Regions from separate parts of the Homo sapiens genome. Here all the other regions are linked to region 1. Evidence: chromatin contacts called from ENCODE Hi-C or POLR2A ChIA-PET data. All regions are on one chromosome and are shown on one strand. The core of a region is the stretch at or near the end of the contact, and the rest is flanking DNA. Distances in the headings are between cores, read along the strand shown. Region 1 holds the start of LINC01970 (long intergenic non-protein coding RNA 1970). Region 2 holds the start of RFNG (RFNG O-fucosylpeptide 3-beta-N-acetylglucosaminyltransferase). Region 3 overlaps FOXK2 (forkhead box K2).

The links. Hi-C counts contacts between places; a loop is a spot of excess contacts on that map. ChIA-PET counts read pairs that join two places held with the same protein, here RNA polymerase II (POLR2A). Pooled maps may share reads with other maps.
Region 2: a loop to region 1 is called in a pooled map, with 4 times the contacts of the local background. The contact joins the promoter of RFNG here to the promoter of LINC01970 in region 1. A Hi-C loop is called at or near these places in 5 of 50 pooled maps. POLR2A ChIA-PET finds 5 or more read pairs at or near these places in 5 of 52 experiments (GM10248, GM12878, HEK293 and 2 more).
Region 3: a pooled map shows a loop between it and region 1 (2.2-fold over the local background). The contact joins the enhancer-like site here to the promoter of LINC01970 in region 1. A Hi-C loop is called at or near these places in 2 of 50 pooled maps. POLR2A ChIA-PET finds 5 or more read pairs at or near these places in 6 of 52 experiments (A549, HepG2, MCF 10A and 3 more).

What each region holds. Positions count from the first base shown.
Region 1 is chr17:82,290,635-82,294,436 of GRCh38, forward strand. It overlaps LINC01970 (long intergenic non-protein coding RNA 1970), which reads right to left and starts at 2,180. Exons shown (of 2, transcript NR_135639.1): 1 at 1,889-2,180; 2 at 1-929. RefSeq lists silencers at 1,776-1,825, 1,866-2,115 and an enhancer at 2,872-2,981.
Region 2 is chr17:82,049,862-82,053,663 of GRCh38, forward strand. RFNG (RFNG O-fucosylpeptide 3-beta-N-acetylglucosaminyltransferase) reads right to left here and starts at 1,950. Exons shown (of 8, transcript NM_002917.2): 1 at 1,639-1,950; 2 at 1,433-1,481; 3 at 801-903; 4 at 541-694; 5 at 57-145. The coding sequence starts at 1,905. GPS1 (G protein pathway suppressor 1) reads left to right here and starts at 2,037. Exons shown (of 13, transcript NM_001321092.3): 1 at 2,037-2,103; 2 at 3,413-3,505. The coding sequence starts at 2,071. RefSeq lists silencers at 1,485-1,634, 1,905-2,154, 2,215-2,344 and an enhancer at 1,595-2,264.
Region 3 is chr17:82,529,827-82,533,628 of GRCh38, forward strand. The region is part of intron 1 of FOXK2 (forkhead box K2); the gene reads left to right. Among named protein-coding and RNA genes, the nearest start is that of FOXK2, 12 kb to the left of the region's middle. Within about 2 kb of position 1,890, at least 5 of the 41 ENCODE cell types and tissues checked have a DNase peak (open chromatin) inside an H3K27ac peak, as active enhancers do; they include OCI-LY7 and PC-3, where a contact is called at or near this core.

The DNA.
Region 1 (3,802 bases), core at 930-3,429:
ATCCCGTCACGGCTGGAAACTCAGTTTTTTGGCTTTTTTTTTTGAGATGGAGTCTCACTCTGTTGCCCAGGCTGGAGTGCAGTGGTACGATCTTGGCTCACTGAAACAGATTCAAGCAATTTTCCTGCCTCAGCCTCCAGAGTCGCTGAAATTACAAGCATCCACCACCACACCTGGCTAATTTTTTTGTATTTTTAGTAGAGACGGGGTTTTGCCATGTTGGCCAGGCTGGTCTCGAACTCCTGACCTCAGGTGATCCACCCGCCTTGGCCTCCCAAAATGCTGGGATTACAGGTGTGAGCCACCACGTCTGGCTGGAAACTCAGTTTTTAAGGTGTCTCTGGGACCCCTTGGCCAAGAGGGGTCTTTTCAGTAGTTGGGGGGCTTAGGATTTTTTTTTCTTTTTTTTTTTTGAGATGGAGTCTCATTGTCACCCAGGCTGGAGTGCAGTGGCACGATCTCAGGTCACTGCAACCTCTGCCTCCCAGGTTCAAGCGATTTTCCTGCCTCAGCCTCCCGAGTAGCTGGAATTACAGGTGTGTGCCACCACGCCTGGCTAATTTTTATGTATTTTTAGTAGAGACGGGGTTTTGCCATGTTGGCCAGGCTGGTCTCGAACCCCTGACCTCAGGGTGATCCACCTGCCTCTGCCTCCCAAAGTGCGGGGATTACAGGCATGAGCCACCGTGCCTGGCCAAGATTTTATTTTTAGTTTACAATTGGAAGGCTAGTGGGCCGGTGCAGAATCTCGCTGACTTTTGGGTGAGCATGTTGAGGGCCCCCTGCGTCAGCTGCTCTTCTGTTGAACGGTGCAGGGTGGGGAGGCCTGGGCTGCACTGGCCACACAGTCCCCTCAAGAAGATCTTCTACGTGAAACAAAGGAGCACTGAGCGAGGGGAGCTCTGCTCAGAAAGGACCATCTTGCATCACTGAAATTGTGGGAAATGATAACAAAAAATTGAAATGTCGTGAAGAAACACACCAATAAGACCATTTTTAAATATACAGAGGAAGCTAGAAAATACAGAAAGAGGAACCATTCGGACAAGATACTCAGGAAATATCCAGGATTGTTATACCTAAAACAGCCCTCACTGCCCCCCTCCTGGCAGCGCACCTGAGCCCGGAGCCTGCCAGGGACAGCTCTGAGGAGCCAGGCAGGGCCAGGGATGGGCTCTGAGGGGCCAGGCAGGGCTAGGGATGGACTCTCGTGCCTGCCTGCTTGAGGCTTCCTTGGTCAGAGCGAGCGATGCCACCTTTAGGATGGCCAGAATTAGCAAATAAAAATATGGGATGCCGATAAATCTGTACTTCAGATAAACAATTTTTAGTACATGCCCAACGCGGTAGAGGTAAATCTATAGGGGCTGAAGCAGATTTGCTGGGCCGTGGGCAGGGTGGGGAGTGAACGCTCATGGGCACGGGGTTTCTTTCTGGGGCAACAGAAACGGTGTCACATGAGATAGTGAGCATGGCCGCCCATCTCCGAATATACGGCAAAGCCATAAGCTTTCAATAAGTGAATTTCACAGTAAGTGCATTATATTTCAACAAATCTGTTTTAAAATCTTAACTGAGCCGGGCGTGCTGTCTCAGGCCTCTAGTCCCAGCTACTCTGGAGGCCGAGGCGGGAGGATCGCTTGAGGCCAGGAGTTCAAGACCAGCCTGGGCAACATAGCGAGACCCCATCTCTACAAAAAACACGTTAAACAAAAACGTTAATTGGGCGTTCCGTGTTGTATCCAGCAATCCTAACCGCCCTCCGTCCCCGCGAGCCCCAGTCCTTCCCCTGCGGCTGGGCTGGGTCCCCCGTCCCGGGCGGTGAGGGCGCCCTGCAGGCGTCCACAGAGCTGGGCTTCCGTGGCGGCAACCCTAACCCCAGCGCCACCTGGTACGGCCCGGCCCGCGGGTCCCTCCGGGTCAGGACGCAGACGCGCCCGCGGCGGTAACCGGGGGCCCGGGGGCCTCGGGCCCACCCCGGCCAGACCCCGGGGAGGAGCGCAGGACACTGCCCGCGCCGGGACTCGGCTGTTTCCGATCCTCCCGGGCGTCCTTTAGGAGACTCATTCGCAGCCGACGTTGCGGAGGCGCAGGAAAAGGGCGAGCAGGTGCCTCAGGGACACCACTTCCAACCGCACGCCGATCGCCGGCTCCACCATAAATAGAAACGGGTGGTCTCTAATTGGCCTAGCTCTAATTGGCCTAGCTGTTGTCACGTGCTCTCCGATGGCCCAATCACTAAGGCTGGACGATGCTGCACTGTGAATGGCCAGGCCCGAGTCATGTGCCCGGAGAGGGCGGGGCTGGGCCCTTCCGCTCGCCGCGTCTGGCGATCGCGGCTACGGAGACCCAGGAGGGCCCGGCCAGGAGACCCGCTCTCTAGAGCGGCGAGGGCAGGGGTTGCTAGGGCGCCGGGGTCGAACCCGCGCTTCCTGCAAGTCTTAGGGCCGCATCCCTGCCGAGGCGGGCGTTGGGAAGGGTGGGAGATGGGAAGGTGCGGTGGTGCGGGGAGGGGAGGGCGCCGGGAGGGGTCGGAGAGGGGTCGCGGGTTTTGGGGCTGCGAGGAGGGAAGGAGGGAAGAGGAGGGAAGAGGAGGGCAAGGGGAGGGGAGGGCGGGGAGGAGAGAGGGCGCGGGCAGGGGAGTGGAGGGCGCGGGGAGGGGAGGGCGCGGGGAGGGGAGGGCGGGGAGGAGAGAGGGTGCGGAGAGGAGGGCGGGAAGGAGAGGGGACGGGGGGAGGGAGGGGACGGGGGGAGGGAGGGGAGGGTGGGGGAAGGAGGGGAGGGGAGGGTGGGGGAAGGAGGGAAGGGGAGGGGAGGGGAGGAGAGGGCGGGGAGGGGAGGGGAGGGCGCGGGCTGCGGGGCTGCGGGGAGGGAGGGGCGGGTTCAGGGCTGTGGGCCCCGCCCGGGGCACCGCCTGGATCAGGCCTGAGGCCGGCTGCAGAGAACTTGGGCACCGCGGACCAGATTGCTGGTCACCAGGATGAAAAATAAAAAAGACCCAAACAGCTCCCCCGACCCCGCCTTCGCGCAGGCCCCTGGCGTTCTGCTCAGGGGTTTTTGTTTAATGAAGAACGTCAAACATCTGGCAAGGTCGGAATGATTTTGCGATGAGCACCGCCTGGATTCTGCGGTGAAAGCGACTGTGTGCGCGCTCACGGCCTCGCCTGTCCCTGCATCAGCCCATCTCGTCAGGCAGATCAACATGAAGCTGTAAAACGGATGACTTAGGCCGGGCGTCGTGATGGGCGCCTGTAATCCCAGCTACTCGGGAGGCTGAGGCAGGAAAACCGCTTGAACCTGGGAGGCGGAGGTTGCAGTGAACCGCGGTTGCACCACTACACTCCAGCCTGGGAGACAGAGCGAGACTCCGTCTCAAAATAAATAAATAAAACATATGACTTAGGTATATACGCATGGGGGGAATCCTCGTAAGGCAAGAACGTGCTGCACATTCTGGGGACTGGGACAGGATAAGCACACGAGTAGATCTAAGTCACTGGAAATACCTGGTTTTGCTGTTGGAGGGGGGCTTGCAGGTGCTCGTTATATTATTACGCTGTTGTAGTAAAACGATGTTAGTTACAGTATTAAATTGCAAATGTCAGTATCCATCACCGCCAAAACAGCGTGCATACCACTAGCATATGATTTTTGTAGTTTTTTAATGTTAAGTTTGTAATGAAGTGCACAAACTTAATTATACATTGGCTGAGGTTATTTGTTTTAAAGGCAGTACTTGCTCTATGGCCCAGGCTGGAGTGCAGTGCGTGATCATGGCTCACTGTAACCTCAAATTCTTGGC
Region 2 (3,802 bases), core at 700-3,199, 240 kb before region 1:
CACCTTTCAGGTCTCAGCCTCCGCCTCCCAGCCCGGGCAGCTGGACCCCCACTCACCTGGCCCATGGGCTCATCTTGAGGGCAAGGCCTCTGCTGAGGCAGAACCCGGCCCCACCAGTAGCAAACCAGAACTTGACCGTGGTCACCTGAAGATGGGGTGGTGGTCAGAGCTGCCCAGGACAGGGCTTCTCACCCCTGACTCTTCATGGGACTCCCCAGGCATCTTTCTTAAGCTGCCCCTTAGGAGATCCCACCCAGGTAACAGAAGCTTCTTGGAGCAAAAAGAGCCGGGGGCTTCTGCAGGCCATTGACCCGTAGCCTCCAGACCCTCCCCACCTGGCCCAGACACCCCCTCTCTGCCCAGTACGGTGAGGGCCTCCTGGCCTGCTCCTGAAACACCACATGCAAACCACCTGGGTGGATCAGCTTGGGCCCCCAACCCTATGCCCTTCTCAAGCCAGCTTTCCACGCCCTCTGCTGTGCCTCCCGGGCTGGTGTCAAGGAAGGCGTCTGCTCCGATGGCGTCTGCTCCGACACTCACAGTTCTGCCACCCTGGACCCTCTCGGTGGCCTCAATGGGGTGGTCCAGGCTGGGCCGCCCCAGGTAGACGTCCTGGCTGGGTGAGAAGCTGGAGAGCAGGTGCAGGAGGCTCCTGGCGTTCACATAATTGTCATCATCCACGTGGCAAAACCACCTGTGGGCGAGGGGAGTCCTGGGCACGAGGGCCTGGCATGGCTGGACAGGAGGCCCCCACCCAGCTTGGCTCTGAGCTCTCTGCGGGTCGGGTCAGCGCCGCGTACTTGCGCCCGGACTCAATGAACTTGTCATACTCCACGGACATCTTGCAGCAGAGGGCCTGACGAGTGCGCACCGCCGAGCAGTTGGTGTTGATGACACGGTCGCCTGCGAATCAGAGACGGGAAGCACGCACGTAGAGGATGGCACTGGGGTTGGGGTAAGGCCTGTGCCCCACCTGCCCCCAAGGGCCAGGGCACAACGTGGCTGTCTGACATGCCTGGACACCTTGCCTGGGTCCAACCACAGCCCTAGCCCTCACGCGCTGACCCTGCTGGTGCCACCGAGGCTGAAGCAGGCGGCCATCGGTTGGGATCTCTTGAGTGGAAACAGGACGGAGGCAGCTCGCCCTGACCTGGCCTGGAAGGGCGGATTCCCTGCTGGCGCTTCTTCAGGGGACGTGGCACTAGCCCCACGCCCCGGGAAGCGGCTAGTGTGAGAGGCTGGTGGGGAGCAGAGCTTGGCTGGCAGGGTGGGCCCTCCGCAGGCCGCGTGACCTGGGCAGCGTCGGGGCCTCCCCGGGCCTCGGGAGCCTGGGCAGAGAAAGGCACCCACAGCAGCGAAGGGGCCGTGGCTTCGGAGCGAGAAAGGCTCGGGGGGCAGATCCCGCGGGCGCCGGGGAGTGGGGGACACTCACCGCCCTGGAGCTCGAGCTCAGGGTCGTCCCCGTCGGTGAAGATAAACGTCTGGGGGAGAAACAATCTATGAGGCTTCTGGGGCGCTGCCCAGGCCGGAGACCGACCCGCCCCGCGCGGAGCCTCCGGGGGCCTGGGCCGGGCCTAGACCCTGGGAGGCGGGGCGGGTGGGCGTGGGGCTCGCCGTCGGGGTCGGGGTCCGGCGCACCTGCTGGCGGGCCCGGGAGATCCAGGTGCGCAGCAGCAGCCGCAGGCGCGGCCCGTGGTTCTTCCGGGTGGTCTTGACGGCGATGAAGACGTCGTCAGGCCGCAGGCTGGGGGCAGCGGGCCGGGACGGGGGCGCGCGCGGGGCCGGGGCGGGGGTCCGGGCCGGGGCGGGCGCGCGGGGCAGCGGCAGCGGCAGTAACAGCAGCGCGGCCAGGGCCGCGGCCAGCGCGAGGCAGGCCCGGCACAGCGCCCCACGCGCGCGGCTCATGCGGCCGCCGGGACCCCCGGCGCTGCGAGCGGAGAACCTGGCCGGAGCCGTGGGTGGGCGGCGGCCCCTTTAAGAACGCAGCGGCCCCGCCCCGCCCCGCGCCCCGGAAGCGACGGCTTCGCTGCCCCGGAAGTGGACGGCACGCCGCGGCGGGGTGGGTGCAAGATGCCGCTGCCGGTTCAGGTGTTTAACTTGCAGGTAACGAGCCGAGGCCGCCCCGGGCCTCCGCGCCCCCGCGCCCCCCGCCACTGGGGCCGGGCTGAGGTCGAGCAGGGGCGCGGGGCCTGCGCCAGGAGTCGGTCGGGCACGCTCCGTGCCGGGCCTCCGCGGGCAGCGCGCGTCGGGGGCTGCAGGGCCGAGGGCGCGTCTCCGCCGTGGCTGCGCGCTGCGATCGGGGGCCGCCGGGCCGCGCCCGCCCCGCCTCCCCTCCCAGCAGCTCACGGGAGAGGTTCCCGGCCGCCCCGACGCTAACGCTCTTTCTCCCTTCAGCAGCCAGCCAGCTCTGTGTCAGGGTCGGGGGGTGCAGAAAGTCAGGACAGAATGAGGGATAGCTCGGCCCCCAGCTCGGCCTCCTCGTCAGTGACAGATCTGTACTGCACCCCTCACAGCAGTAGGTCAGACCTCGTCCTGCCCGGCACGGCCGGGGACTTCAGCCTGAGCGCCAGCCTGTCGGCCTGTACGCTGCTCTACGAGGTACCTTCCAGGACAGGGACCCCCGAGCGAGGGAGGGGGGAGCAGGGCCCCGGCCGCCCCTGCTGTGGCTGGGCCCCTGCTGCTCTGCTGGCCGAGGACAGGGACTCAGTGCCAAGCGCAGGAGGGGAGGGAGCCCCGGTGGGCCCGGGGCCTGCGGAGGGAGCCGAGCTCTTGGTGCTTTTCCCGAAGGAGCGCGGGAGGCCCACGGGTCCGGCGAGTGCCCGGCATGGCGGCTTTTCCAGCCTGCTTTGTGTTAAGCCGAGGTCCTGGCTTCTCTGTGTCTCCCAGCTGGGGGCCATGAGGCTCCCTGAGATGACTCTTTTCCCCTTCTCCCAACTCCGTGGCGTGACTCTCAGCCCAGTATTGCTGCTCCGCTGCTCAGGACAGATTCCGGGGGCTGGTCCTCCTGCCTCCTGGGGTTGAGGTGGCGTCCCGTTCTTCTCCGTGGCTTGGAGGAAACTACATCAGGATGGTGGCTGGGAACGTGTAGGGGCCCTCAGAGGCCCCTGTGTAGTTGGTTGTCCCCTGTCTGCTTTCTGGCTTTCAGAGATGAGCGGCTAGAATCAGGCGAGGGGTTTCTGCTTCTGAGCCTTAGAGTCTTGTGAGGAGACCCCTCCCTGATGTGGTGGCACAGGAGCCTGGGTGGGGGCGGGGGTGACTGGGAGGGCACACCTGGGGGACAGCAGCGGCGGGAGTGTGGTCCGACTGGCCTGGAAGATCTTGGGCAGAGCTGACCTCAGAGAACAGTGCGGGTCTCTCGCCCTCCTGGGGCAGTCCCCAGGACGAGGTGCCAGGTGCCTGGCCCATGTTGCAGGGGGCCGTGGAGCCCATGCAGATCGACGTGGACCCCCAGGAAGACCCGCAGAATGCACCTGACGTCAACTACGTGGTGGAGAACCCCAGCCTGGTACGGAGCCCAGTGGGGGGACCTTGGGTGTCTCAGTCCTGCTGAGGGGTCCAGGGCACACTCCCCGCTGCAGCCTGCACAGCAGGTAGAATGATCCTCCTCAGTGATCGCTGTCGTCTTTTTCTGACCCCGAAACCATCAGCGTTTCTGATTGCGCACTCACATGAGGCTTGTAGCTCAGCTTCAGATGCTGCTCATGGAGAAGCCAGGGCAGGTCTCCTCCCCGCTCAGCCTAGCGACCAGCAGTCACTAGTGGGTGTCTATCCCCGAAAGCCCCCGGGTGCAGGGTCCCACTCC
Region 3 (3,802 bases), core at 640-3,139, 240 kb after region 1:
TAGGTCCCTTAAGGCAGTAGTAGCCTAACATTGTTACGTTTGTAATGTGTTCTCTTAGTCGTATTTATTGACTTAATTAGGCTGATACAGATATTCTGAGAACTAGGAATACCTTAGTTACATTGATACAGATATTCTGAGAACGTTTATCTTTAGTGGGAAAAAAGACAATGAGCTGTAGCTGAATTGTTCCAGTTTTTTGTGTTCCTGGTTCCACTGGAGAATGAACTGATGATGTGACGTCATTGTTAGCACAGCCACGCTGGGAAAGATGGCTCTCAAGGTGCTGTTTTTAATGGTGTTTAGTCATTAATAATTGGCAGTAAGAAAACTCATCTTTTGACTTTCATTTGGACAGATGGAATATAGAAAACCTGAAATAGGCCGGGCACGTTGGGTCACGCCTGTCATCCCAGCACTTTGGGTGGCTGAGGCAGGCGGATCTCCTGAGATCGGGAGTTCGAGACCAGCCTGACCAACATGGAGAAACCCTGTGTCTACTAAAAATACAAAATTAGCTGGGTGTGGTGGCGCATGCCTCTAATACCAGCTACTCGGGAGGCTAAGGCAGGAGAATCACTTGAACTCCAGCCTGGGCAACAAGAGTGAAACTCCATCTAAAAAAAAAAAAAAAAAAAAAGAGAGAGAAAACCCGAAATAAGGAAATTTAAAACTACTGATGTGTTTTTTTTTTTTTTTTTTGAGACAGAGTCTCGCTCTGTCACCCAGGCTGGAGTGCAGTGGCGCCATCTCAGCTCACTGCAACGTCCTCCTCCCGGGTTCAAACAATTCTCCTGCCTCAGTCTCCCGAGTAGCTGGGATTACAGGCGCCACCACCACGCTCTGCTAATTTTTGTATTTTTAGTAGAGACGGGGTTTCACCATGTGGGCCAGGCTGGTCTCAAACTCCTGACTGCAGGTGATTCCCCTGTCTTGGCCTCCCAAAGTGTTGGGATCACAGGCCAAAGTGTGAGTCACTGTGCCCGGTCTACTGTTGTGTTTTCAAAGTGGCTTTTTTGGTCTTGTATTTTTCAGAATACGATAGCATTTTGAGTATATAGAGAATGTTTTAAAAATTCTGTGTTTTTGCCATTTCTGAGCTGTTGGAGGATGTTAGGATAATGAACATCATTTTGATAGCCATTTGAGCTGGGTGGAAGAAGATGTGGTTTAAATATAAAATGTCTGTTCTGGGTCCTCCTTGAGGACCTGTTCCCACTTTGCCAAGCTTCCCCCTGGACTTGTCCACACGTGATTAAACACAGCTGAAATCCTGTACACTTGAGTGAACTGCATGTAAGTGTTCTGTGGGCTGGGCTGATTCATCTTTACATTGTACACTTCCTGGGGTTGTAGCCTTTGACCCCTGGGTGACCTCCTCCAGGAATTCTGGGTACTCGATAGGACTCAAATGTTTATTGCTGAATTGGTTGGATGTGGGCTTCTGAGTTTGGATTGGGTGACTACTGTACCATAGGAAACCATGTAAAACAGTTATAAATGTAAGTCAGATTAAATTCACTTCTGATTCTACAGTTGCTCCCACTTTTTTTTGTTTTTGTTGATGGTAGACTCCCCAAAGTGACTTTTTTGGCCTTGTACAGTCATGCATCACTTAACTGTGGAAATCATTCTGAGAAATGCATTGTTAGGTGATTTCATTGTTGTGCGAACATCATAGAGCATACTTGTACAAGCCTAGATGACACAGCCTGCTGCACACCCAGGCTGTGTGTATATCCTGTTGCGCCTACAGCCACATGCTGCACAAACTTAAGCAACATGTGACTGTATTGAATGCTGTAACATGGTGTTTGTGTATCTAAACATATTAAAACATAGAAAAGGCACAGTAAAAATAAGGTACAAAAGATAAAGGTACAGCTCTCTAGAGCACTTAGTGTCAGCAGAGCTTGCAGGACGGGGTGAGTCAGTGAGTAAATGGTGAGTGAATGTGAAGGCCTAGGACGTGACTGTACACCGCTGTCAACTTCATAAACACTGGACATTTAGGCTATACTTTATTTATTTGAGAAGGAGTTTCGCTTTTGTCGCCCAGGCTGCAGTGCAATGGCGTGATCTTGGCTCACTGCAACGTCTGCCTCCCAGGTTCAAGCAGTTCTCCTGCCTCAGCTTCCCGAGTAGCTGGGATTACAGGCTCACGCCGCCACGCCCGGCTAATTATTTTATTTTATTTTATTTTAGTAGAGATGGGGTTTCACCATGTTGTCCAGGCTGGTCTTGAACTCCTGAGCTCAGGTAAACACCTACCTTGGCCTCCCTAAGTGCTAGGATTATAGGCGTGAGCCACTGTGCCCATCTTATTTATTTTTTTGAGATGGAGTTTCGCTCTTGTTGCCTAGGCTGCAGTGCAATGGCGCGTTCTCGGCTCACTGCAGCCTCCGCCTCCTTGGTTCAAGCAATTCTCCTGCCTCAGCTTTCCGAGTAGCTGGGATTACCAGCACCCGAGACCAGCCCAGCTAGTTTTTGCATTTTTAGTGGAGACGGGGTTTCACCATGTTGGCCAGGCTGGTCTTGAACTCCTGACCTCAGGTGATCCACCCACCTCGGCCTCCCAAAGTGCTGGGATTACAGGCGTGAGCCACTGCGCCTGGCCTAAATGTATTTAAAAAGAGTTTTCTTGTCAGGTAAAAGAAAAAAATTGTAAATAATTTATTAGTCTTAACATACTATAATTTTTTTTTACTTTATAAACTAATACTTAGTTTAAAACACACATTGTGCAGACATAAAAAAATATTTTTGTTGTTTTTTTCTGAGACTACGTCTCACTGTGTGGCCCAAGCTGGAGTGCAATGGTGTGATTGTGGCTCACTGCAACCTCTGCCTCCCGGGTTCGAGTGATTCTCCTGCTTCAGCCTCCCGAGTAGCCACCTCACCTGGCTAATTTTTGTATTTTTAGTAGAGATGGGGTTTTGCCGTGTTGACCAGGCTGGTCTCGAACTCCTGACCTGAGGTGATCTGCCTGCTTTGGCCTCCCAAAGTGCTGGGATTACAGGTGTGAGCCACCGCGCCTGACCACAAAAATATTTTTGTATTCTTATTTGATAAGCTTTTTTCTGTTTGTAAAATTATTATTTTTTTCTTTTTAAACTTTTTTTGTTTAAAAACTAAGACTGAAACACACACTAGCCTAGCCCTACATAGGGTCAGGACCAGCAGTATCACTGTCTTCTACCTCCACATCTTGTTCCACTCCAAAGTTCTTAGGGGAAGTAACGTGCATGGAGCTGTCACCTCCGGTGATAACGGCTTCTTCTGGATACTTCCTGAAGGACCTACCTGGGGCTGTTGTATAGTTAACTTTTTAAAAATAAGTAGAAGCAGTATACTCTAAATTAACGATAAAATGTATAGTGCTGCCGGGCGTGGTGGCTCACGCCTGTAATCCCAGCACTTTGGGAGGCCAGGCGGGTGGATCACCTGAGGTCAGGAGTTTGAGACCAGCCTGGCCAACATGGTGAAACCCTGTCTCTACTAAAAATGCAAAAAATTAGCCAGGCATGGTAGCACACGCCTGTAATCCCAGCTACTCGGGAGGCTGAGGCAGGAGAATTGCTTGAACCCAGGAGGCAGAGGTTGTAGTGAGCCGAGACCGTGCCACTGCACTCCAGCCTGGGTGATGGAGTGAGACTTTGTCTCAAAAAAAAAAAGTATAGTGCAGTGAATACATAACCAGTAACTGTCATTTATTATTATTAAGTATTACATATTGTACGCGATCGTATGTGCTGTACTTTCATACGGCTGTTCGCGTAGTAGGTTCGTTGACACCAGCATC